Regions from separate parts of the Homo sapiens genome. Here region 2 is linked to region 1. Evidence: chromatin loops called from intact Hi-C (ENCODE). Cell type or tissue: Calu3. All regions are shown on one strand. Each heading gives the region's core, and the rest is flanking DNA. Links, peaks and the distances in the headings are about the cores only.

Evidence for each region. A loop is a pair of places that touch in the nucleus more often than their neighbours do. Peaks named below come from ENCODE experiments on the same cell type or tissue, not always from the same donor. Only the 100,000 strongest peaks of a DNase experiment are listed, where the experiment ranks them.
Region 2: a loop joins it to region 1, with 4 times the contacts of the local background. A loop is called at or near these places in 1 of 110 quality-filtered maps.

The regions. Positions count from the first base shown.
Region 1 is chr3:190,455,794-190,461,187 of GRCh38, forward strand. No RefSeq gene overlaps it. Among named protein-coding and RNA genes, the nearest start is that of TMEM207, 8.6 kb to the left of the region's middle. In Calu3, for the core only: no CTCF peak of the experiment used is centred there; a DNase peak (open chromatin) is centred at 2,438.
Region 2 is chr3:190,559,881-190,565,274 of GRCh38, forward strand. It overlaps IL1RAP (interleukin 1 receptor accessory protein), which reads left to right. Exons shown (of 12, transcript NM_002182.4): 3 at 4,409-4,473. The coding sequence starts at 4,410. Among named protein-coding and RNA genes, the nearest start is that of IL1RAP, 48 kb to the left of the region's middle. In Calu3, for the core only: no CTCF peak of the experiment used is centred there; DNase peaks (open chromatin) are centred at 781, 3,151 and 3,421.

The DNA of each region.
Region 1 (5,394 bases), core at 81-5,080:
CTAAGGCCAGGTTGGGGAAATAGTATCTCTACAGCATTTTGAACAGAAAACTTGACATTGGTTTGTTCTACATTCATTACTAGATTGTACCAGCAACTAAGAGGCCATGTCTGAAATGGACCATTAAATGTAGTCCTTTGCAAATTTAACACAAATTATATCACTCTGAAAAGTGCTTTGACATAACTTGGAGTTAAACATTTGCTATAAGTGGCACTGTTTATGGTAATAATTGACAAACCATGCTTAGGTTAGATGTGTGTAAGGGTAGGAGTTGTTTTATTAACTGACAACATTATCGAATTCCTGATAAATTGCAAATTCTGGTTTGCTTTTAAAATCATTGAATAAACATTGCAGTTGTTTAATAGGTGAATTTACCGGTCTACTAAATACAGTGTGGCAGATATTAAACTCTATTCCATAGTTCCTTTCACACATTTTACCGGATTTTTCTTCATTGTAAAATATTAAAAGTTTAGAATTCTAACTTTCAAAATTGGTTATGCAAAGTATTACCCAAACCTTTGTGAATGCATGAAGAATAAATACTCTTAGTTCTTCTTTTATATCTCACTTTACATACCTCCCTTCCTACTTTCATTTTGGGCTGCCAAGTTTTCTCAGTTTGTACATAAATATTAGAGTCAGTATTATATTAAAAATAATAATCAAGAATGCTTTTTGAGCTGTTCGCTTTGTTGTTTTAAATCCAGAAGAAGTGATGAGAGAATTCAGAATTTATCAATTTTGCTGTTTCCATGACAGTTAGTAAAGGACAAATGTGACTTGTTAGGCCTATCCATCACTATGAAAATTGGCTCTGTTTGGTTTGTGGAGAGAATACAAGCTCCTGGAAGCTTCTTTTATTTCCACATATCACACTGACCAAAATAGCCAGAATTTTCTGATCTAAGCAGATTGTACTAACTGTAGATACTATTTACCAAGTCTCTGACACTGGGCTAAGCAATCTACAATTAGTGATTGCTTAAGCCTTACCATAACTTATTTTCATGTAAAGTCATTCCATTTTACAGATGGAGATGGTAAAACAATAGAACTTGTGTACCTTGCCAACATTCATATAGCTAGGAAGTGAGAGAAGAGGAATTGGAAAAAGAAACTACCATGCCTGCCAGCAGCATGTGTACACAAATGCTCCTCTTCTCCCTTTAACTTCAATGTATTGCTGTCTAGACATGAAGTACATACAGAGTCATCATTCTGTTATTCAGGAATACACCTGATGGCATTTGCTTCCACAGACCTTTGTTGGTATTCACTGTGTGCCCGATACTGAGGATACAGAGATGAAGTCTCAAGTCTGTTTCTCATGTCAGACACACAGGAGACTGGAATATGATTTCTTTAATAACAGTGTAAAGAAAATGCAATTTGGATTTAAGGAGATAGCAATTAGTTTTGCATTGGAAAGCGCTAAAACCAATAATGACTGCCTAATCAAAATCGATTCCTCTTTTCTTATAGCAGTGGTTTTATTGAACTATTTACTCCTCTTCCATGTAGCGTAGGTTTTATCCCCATGGAAGGCTCAACCATTTGTGTTATACATTCATTCACTTTGTTAACAATTAGTTTCGGCATGGTATTAGTTTAGGTGTGTCCAGTGTTAGATAATGAGACACGAGAAGAAATTTATACCATGGGGAATTTGGATTATAGAAACATTTCTCCACACTTATAAAATATTAACTGGAGGATGAGGAAACTTTCTGACTCTGAATTCTTTGTGTTATAACCTTGTGTCTATTTCATAGCAAGTTTCATGGAGGAGACATTATTAGAGATAAATCATTAAGTATGCATAAAAGAAAAGTGAATGTTATGAGCATCTTAGACGGCAGATAACAGATGAGCAAAGGTACAGAGTCAAGAATGTGTAAGGTATCCTTGGGGTATGGCAACAGGGGAGTTCAATGAAGCTAGAAACAGGAATGCAGGGACATACCGTGGAGGTTTGATTATCGGAATAAGGAGACTGCACAACTCTTTCCCTTCAGGAAACGAAATTGCTTCGAGGATTTTTAAGCAAGGTGACACCATGATTAGTATCTCATTGAGAGATCGTTCTGGCTGGAGAAAATGTCAAGTGACGTGCTTGCTACTATTAACATCTAAACCAAAAAATGGTTGCATGTACTTCAGCATATTATTAATAATTAATCATGTCTTTACTTAGTTTTTATTTAGGTGTTAAACATGTTAATAATTGATCAGATTTTTAACAGTATGATGAAAGTAATTTAGGCTGTAAATGTACCAAAATGTCAAGGAAACCAAATATTCATTTTCCCATCACATAATTTTGCCAGCAATTCCCTTGAATGAGGAATGTAAAGGAAAAGGAAAGATTGACCAGTGAATGCCCTAGGGAGAATTTCTGCTCCGTGGAGTCTGCATTCCACTATGGCTGAGGACAGGAGCACTTTGTCTCTGTAATTTAGGCTGTAATTTCGGTTGTGATAGGGTGACACTAAGTGGCTGAAAAGGGAAAACTTAGTTAATGGAAATCAAAATAAGAACAAAAAATTGCACTTGTGGTGACATTCATGCCTCCCTGACAACAACATAAGAAAATTATATTCAGAGTAACTTGGAATCTTGAAAAAATTTTTAAACTAGCCACTCCTTTCTTTCTGTGAAGCTTAAGATTCTTTTGCAAAGATGACAAAAAACAACAAATATTGAATCATATAAGTTATATAAGCTGAATTAAAGGATAAGGCCTTTTCCTTTTAAATGAAAAAATATCTTGCTATTACATTTTCTGTCACTTTTTTAGGTAGCTTTTTTCATTTTTGGCATTATTCATAATAATAATAAATAGTAAAATAACAATTTTGCTTATCAGTATATAAAAGGCACAATGGATTTTCAATATAATGTTTCTGAGTAAATCTACTCGAGTAAATAAATGTACACGCAATACTTAACTAACTGCTTTAGACCTCTTCAAAAATGTTTAGCACACAGTGAAAGAAAAGGTTATTTTTTTCTGGCAAGCGCTGTAGTAAATTTGTGTTTTTATTTTTTTTTGTCCTGCTAAAACTGTTTTTTAAAGGAGTTATATTTTTATCTACTGAAAATTAAAAGGACTTCCTAATTTAATATTCATTTATTCCTTTGTTCATTCAGTAATTATTAGATTGAACCATATAAAATTATATTTTGTTGGTTAAAATGATTTAATACTCTCAATTATATATGATTCAACCTGCTATTTATTAAGGACTTCTAGATGATGATGATAGATATATCATATCTTTGAACATGGACACTTTTATCACTCTAGTACGAAAAACCCACTGGAGCAGTTGATTTTATCTTTGGGTAATTCTCACAAAATACATAACTTTTCTTCCTTAATGGAACTGAATTTTTTCCCACACATTGGTTTTAATTCTGGATTTTTAAAGTATTTTTAATAAATGTTGTCTTATTTAATTTGGAATTATCAAGTGAAATTGTGGTTGGGGACATGGATGAAGAAAGGGGAGATGTTGGCGAAGGGTACAAAGGAGAAATGGGCTCTGGTAATTTGTTACACCATATGAGGTGTACAGCTAATAAAGTATTGTATATTTCAAAATAGCTAAAATAATGGATTTTAAGTGTTTTCACCACAAAGAAACAAGGAGCGACTGAGGAAATGGATATGTTGTTTCTGGCATTTAGAGCCACAAAAAGACAAATCTATTCCAGTTTATATATGATTAGTCTTCAGATATCAGGTAACAAACTCTGCACTTATTTCTGCTTCTATCCTATCATCTTCACTTCTCTGGATTAAACACTTTAGTTGCTACACCTAAAATGTGGTCATCCCAAATTGACATTTGAAAATGTTGGCTATTTCATCTTTTCAATTTTCTCCTCTTCGAGTTTCTGAGACATTTCTGTCTTCTGGTTTTCTTCCTGCATCTCAGATTTTCTTTCATTTTCTTTTGATTCTTTTTCTTTTACTAACCAACCCCTTTACCATCGATGTTCCCAGTAGCTTATCCTTTTGCCATGTTCTCTAAAGATACACTAGATGACTTCATTCTGCCCTTTATCTTCAGCTACTGTTAGTATGCTAAATGTTTCTAGATTTATATCTCTAGATAAAAAAAAGTTTTGAACTGAAGACCTGTGTATTTAACTGTCTCACAGACATAGCTACTTGGAAGTTTCACATATCCTTCCAGCTAAATCTATCCTCAACTTGAATACATCATCTCTATCCACCCATCACTCAAAGAAGAAACATGGTTACCCCTTTAGACCATCATTCTCATTGCCTGCTCTCATCCCCACAACACACAAATTCTACCTCCTTGCTTTCTTAAGATAGGAATTGGTCTTAACATACGATCTTATTTTTAGTAACAACTTTACGGAGATGTATATAATTCAGGTATCATACTAGTTACCATTTAAAGTGTACAATTCAATGATTTTAATATATTCTCAGAGCTGTGCTACATCATCATTTTGGAATATTTTTATCATCCCCAAAAGAAACCCTGTACCCTTTAGCTATCATCCGCCCTCCCAACTGTCTATCCTCCCCATCCCTAAATGCTACTAAACTACTTTCTATCACCATAGATTTTCCTGTTTTGCATATATAACGCAAATGAATTCATACAATATGTGATCTCTGGGATCGCATATTGTATGATTTCATTTGTGTTATATATGCAAAATAGGAAAATCTTTGCAAAACCATTTAGCAATGAATACTAAAATATATTCTACTTAAAGCCTTCTTTTGCTTCACATGATGTGTTCAAGGTTCATCCATACTGTGTCATGTATTATCACTTCACTCCTTTTTGTTGTTAAATAATATTCCATTGTATGGATTTGCCACATTATGTTTCTGTGCTCATCAGCTGATGGACATTTGGGTTGTTTTCACCTTTTAACTTTTATGAATAATATTATGACCATTGATGTACAAGTTCTTGTGTGGACAAATGTTTATTTCTGTCTATATATAGATCATATAGATATATATCATATGTAGAGTCAAAGACATAAATATATTTGTTTATGAAACAATTACATATCTCATATATGTATATAAATAATTCAAATTGCTGAGTCAAATGGTAACTTTATATTTAGTTTTTTTGAGGAAATTCCAGACTCTTGTCCAAAGCAACTGTACCAATTTACACTTCCAGCAGGATTGTGTCATGGTTCTGACTTCTCCACATCATTGTTAATACTTATTATTGATGTTCTAAAATTATAGCCAGTCTAGGTGTAGGTATAAAGTTGAATCTTATTGTGGTTTTGATTAACATGTTCCTGATAACTAATGATCTTAGCAACTTTTCTTGTTCTTATTGGCCATTCATGTATCTTCTTTGGATATTTACT
Region 2 (5,394 bases), core at 395-5,394, 100 kb after region 1:
TTTATAACTGCAAAGACAGGATGAAGAATATTTACTTCATTTTACCCCAAATCAGAGTCTTCCATGTCACTTTGCCAAAACTTTCATTTGCTGATAAATATTAGATTTGAAATATTCTGCACAAGGATCCTATTTTCAAAAAAAGCCCTGTAAACTCCACAAAAGACTGATGATGAAAATAACTCTCATGTCTTACTAAATGCTATCCCTTTTGTGTAGAATGGAATAATTAGTAGCTTTTCCTGTTTTCTTCAAAGGCTTGTTCATTGTATCTTAGGTAACCACAGAAATGCCAGACCTACTCAGACTTTTTGCAGTAACTTAGAGAAAATAAAAGGAAAGATCTGAATGGGATTAGGGCAGGATTGGGACTCAAGGAAGTGATTTGACTACAGGGTTGACCTTTTATGGGGATGGCCTTCTGGGGTGTATTCCTTGGCGTGAATGGCCAAGTTTTCAAAAGTGCGAATGGTCGTAGTTTTCAGTGGGCAGGTCATAGAAAAGGGTGTCAGTCAACCATGGCAGAATGAAGCAGGTTTAGCAGTTTCATGGTTATAGGAGGTTTATCTAGCTGACTGCAAGTCTTTACAGGGACATAAGGTAGGCTCCTGGAAGAGGGTGCTGACGAGCACCAGGCTGAAGGCCTAAGTGGGTGTTTTCTGAGTATAGAGCTATATATGGGATCAGGAAACTGAGGGACAAATCCAGTCCTGTGATCTGGTGAAGTGCTGCTGAGCGGAAGGCAGGCAGAACAAATGGTGATTCATGGCAAATCCCACCCTTGGCACAGCAAACCTAGTTTCAGCCTGTCACCTGCGGGCTAGGTGAGAGAATTCAGTGGTCAGAGTGATGCAGATAAGGAGATGCTAATGATTACCAAGTCTAGAGAATGCAGACGATAAAAAGTTTCATATGCGGAAGTAGATGTTAAGGTGCTGAGCACGTGAAGACCCATCTTTAACATTGTCGTCGATTACAGAGAACTAAGTACATTTTAAATCTTCTTGCTAAATGATATAGTCATTAAAGTTGATATACTGGGAAACAATAGGATTAAATATGAGAGATGTACCAAAAGATAAGGGAGGGAGCATGAGGATTATCATGCAGTAAATTACACGGATAATGCAGGAAAGGCTGGGAAGATATTATATGTAGGTTAGAATCATCTGAAGCAACAGCAGGGTCTGTTAGGCCCCATTGCAATAATCTAAAGCTAAGCTCTAATTTAGACACTGAGAATCTGTGTTTATTACCCACGTCCCTTTGCTTTCTGACAGTTCCTCCATCTCTGACCCAGCACCCTCTCACTCTAAGACGCAACAACCAAAAGTGTATTACTCTTTACGATAATAAAATTCTAAGGCTGAATACAAGACAATGCTAAATGACCCAGCATTCTCTGAGAGGTTTCAGATCAGCCAGGCGCCTCCCAATAACATTGGTACCTTTAATCTGTCAAAACCAGCCTGTTCAATCACGTTTCCTTTTCAGTCTGCTTTATTCTAATTCATCACAGGGCAGGACTGGCCCTGGATGTGTGTTCGCAGACAGGTTATCTTTAGATTAGCTTTGCCTTGGTGACCTGACTCTTTGCTGCCTTCAGCATAATCCAGTTACTCTTGGGAATATCAATTAAGGCCCTCAATCACACTAATTAGAATGTCTTATAAATGTTGCCTTAGGAATTCAGCAGCTTATAAACAGGCAAACTGGGAAAATCTAGAGGTATGTGGGGGTTTTTAAATAGCTGACAGCAATTTGGGAGGGCGTATTGCTTTAGCATAGCTGAGAAGTGGGGCTGAAATTACGGTTCCCTGAATGCAGTGAAATCTCTAGTTGCTCTTTGCTGGCAAGTTTAATGCAGAATTATTAATTACATTTATTAATGACTTGGATGAAGATATAGGTTGCATGCTGATCAAGTCTGTAGATGTCACAAAGCTAGGAAGATAGCAATTATTGTGATAACAGATTCAGGAGCCAAAATGACTTCAAGACAGAATTTAGCAGCCATCTATCTAATACGCGCCTGGCAGTGCTCTATAAAGTACAATTTGAGGGTCATGTTGCTCCCCTACTCAGAAAACTTTGGTGACTCCCTATTTGCTCTTTAAATCCCAAGCCTTTGGCCTGTTATTTAAGGCTTTGCCATATTATGATTCTACCACTGTCTGCTTTCCAACAAAATCTTCTGTAGTTCTTTTTCTAAAACCTTGTGCTTGAGCAAAACTCAGTTCTTTATATACTATTTTCCATTTGTGTTCTATGCTTTCACTACCTTTGAGCATTATTCTCCACTGAAAGTTTCTTTTTCTCACATGTTCCTTCTGTCTCAAGTCTAAATATCCATACCAGTTCAAATGTCACCTCTTGTGTTTCGTCTTCTTTTATTGTCTTGGCTGGAGTGACCTCTTTCCTTTGCTAATCTTCAATAACACTTATCTGTTCCTCTCTATTTTTATCACTTTTTACTTCATATTGCAGGGGGTTTTTTTTTTGGTGCACATTTTAAGTTTCTGTTAGACCCTGCCTAGTGCTAGAATTTCTGTCTGGTAACTCTTTTTATCTCTTAAGTGTCTCTAGATGTGTGTTCTATACATAGTTGATGATACTAAAGTGTCTTGCTGGGGGTTCATCTTTACTGTGGAAAAGTGCCTTTAGAGAAGACCCTACATTTTGCCCATGAGAGGCTTCGTAGCTGTATCATAGCAACTTGGAAACTCAAAGGATAAATCCTTGAGGGGACGGATATTCCATTTTCCATGATGTGCTTATTTCACATTGCTTGCCTGTATCAAAACATATCTCGTCCACACACACACACACACACACACACACACACACACACACACATCTGCTACATAACCACACACACACACAAACTAAAAAATTTGGAAAAGAAGGAGAAAATGCTCAATACATGTTTTATTGAATAAATGAAAGACTGATGGAGAGAAAAAGATTTCCCCAAGGTCATAATATAAGAGCTGGAAGGAAGAGGTGCTGGGAAGAAAACATCATTTAATTTATCAGATGAAACAACAGCTTGTGATATGACGAGCTCACCTGTGATTTGTGTACAACCAGGCTAAAAAAGGAAGCATGAACCAGAGATTTTTGGAGAGGTGTGGTCAAGAGAGGTGACGGGAGTTGGAAACTTGCATAGTCCTTTAGGGTGGCCACACCTCTTGGATTCCTTGTGTAGTTTATATCTTTTGTTATAATTTAATGCTCTTAAAATTGGCCCATTTTAAATGATGTTATATGGTCATCTTATTTATCAAATACCTCTTTGATCTGTTTAAGCTGCTGCATACCTGTGGTTGTGAAACTTGTGGCATAGGCTATTTGAGATAATAATCTTTGTAGTTAGCCTAATGTGGATATAAATAGCATCTTTGTCACTTACTGGAAATATGAGCTGGACAAGTTATCAAGACCTCTGCAAGCATTCTTATATGGCTGTTACCTTCGACACAGAAAGCAGAGTTCTTGAGCATGGAATTTCTGCATCATCTTCAGGTTTCAGTATTTATAACCCACAGAGGTTTTACCAGTGGCCAGATATTTCTTGGGTAGTAGAAAAAGAAATACTTCACAGAGCTGTCAAATCTCCACATCTTCAGCATTAAATATCATGCAACCAAATGTAAGGGTATGGTTCACAGCAGTTGGCTGTTTCAGCTGGTTATTAATAGGAAGGCGAAAGATCATAGAAAGTTGACTCCTCCCTCATCATTTCTGTCTTCCAGTGAGAAGAGGAGAGCACGAACAGCAGGAATTAGATTTATATATTTTCCTTAATATAAATTCACAGTATGGTAGATTGCAGACAAAGTCTGAATCCAGGATTTCTAGACTTTCTATGTGTCTATGTGTCACTAAAAGGGAAAAGTACCTGGATTGTAAAGTATTCCAACTAGAAATAGACCAAGGGAATGCAAAGAGGGGTAAGAAGGTTGAATTTATCTGCCAGAAATGTAAATCCTGGTCAAAAAATCCAGATGAATATTTTTTAAGTAGGCAGTTATAGTTCAGTGAAAAAGAGAGTTGTGGAGCCAGAAAGCTGGAGTTTGATCATAGCTCTACCACTCTCTAGCCAAAGGATCGTGGTGATGTTATTGAAACTTGTCTCTAGCCAAAGGATCTTAGTTATGTTATTTAAACCTGTGTATTAAACTTCTTTATCTGCATGTAATATGGGAATTGAAAAACAAACAACAAAAAAACAGAAACAAAATAAAACCTGTCTTATTGGTTGGTTCTGACAATGAAATTTGTTAATATTGTAAAATTCTTAGAACAGTCCCTAGTCTATAGTCAGCAGGCATGAATGCTAGTTATTATTATTTAAGCCCTTGAAAGTAGTAAGTGATTTCCCTTACCTTTGTATTTATGGTTACAGGATGACACTTCTGTGGTGTGTAGTGAGTCTCTACTTTTATGGAATCCTGCAAAGTGATGCCTCAGGTAAGTGAATGGCTTTTGACAATGTATTAAAATGCAAGTCATGCGTAGGGTAATGAGTCCACTCTTCCTGAAAATGAATTTAAATAAACATAATGTTATTCATGTCCATTGTCTTCTGCGGTAGCAAATAATCATAAAGCAGAATAATAGAATTTTGATGATGGAAAGAACCATTGCTGTCTCTAGTCTTCATGGGATAGAGTACACAGGGGGCAGTGGGCCGCTGTGTTTAAACACAGGTATTTTTCATTACCTTCACACTCAGCCAACTAGAATATTGCTTTTTTCCCTTACCTCAGGTCCTATGGGGGAAAAATGGGAGTGATAATAGCACAATCTGTTTTTCAAATTTGAGCCAGTGGTGGAAAAGTTATCAGTGGTAATAATCCATTGAGATGTTAAATAAAATAATGAGTTTTTGTCATATTGTTTCTATATAGGAAAAAGAAAGGATCTGTCTTTAGACTCATTCTTTCTCTGGATGTTGCTTTATAAGAGGAACCAGCTAAGACCTTTATAGAGTTTGAAAACCAAACTCAGTCATCATGGGCCTGGATCACGTGAAATTAGATATGGAAGAGACTTGCTATTTGAAAGTCCATCTTTTCAGATCTCCTCTTCTTCCCAGAATTATGCCCAGAATCACTCTCTATCTCTGACTATTAATCATTACATTTCAGCCTATGTTTTTGGACTAATCAAATTCTTAGAAAGTTTTTAGTACATAAAACTGAAATTTGTCTCTTTGATTTTAGTATCTAAAACTGAAATTTGTCTCTTTCCAAACATTTACTTGGTTCAACTGTAGGACTGAAAAAAAAAAAAGAAACAAACAAACAAACAAACAAAACAACCAAAACCTAATGCAATGGTTCTCTAATTGTAATGAAGGGAACCTAGAGGTCCTCATTTTATAAAGCT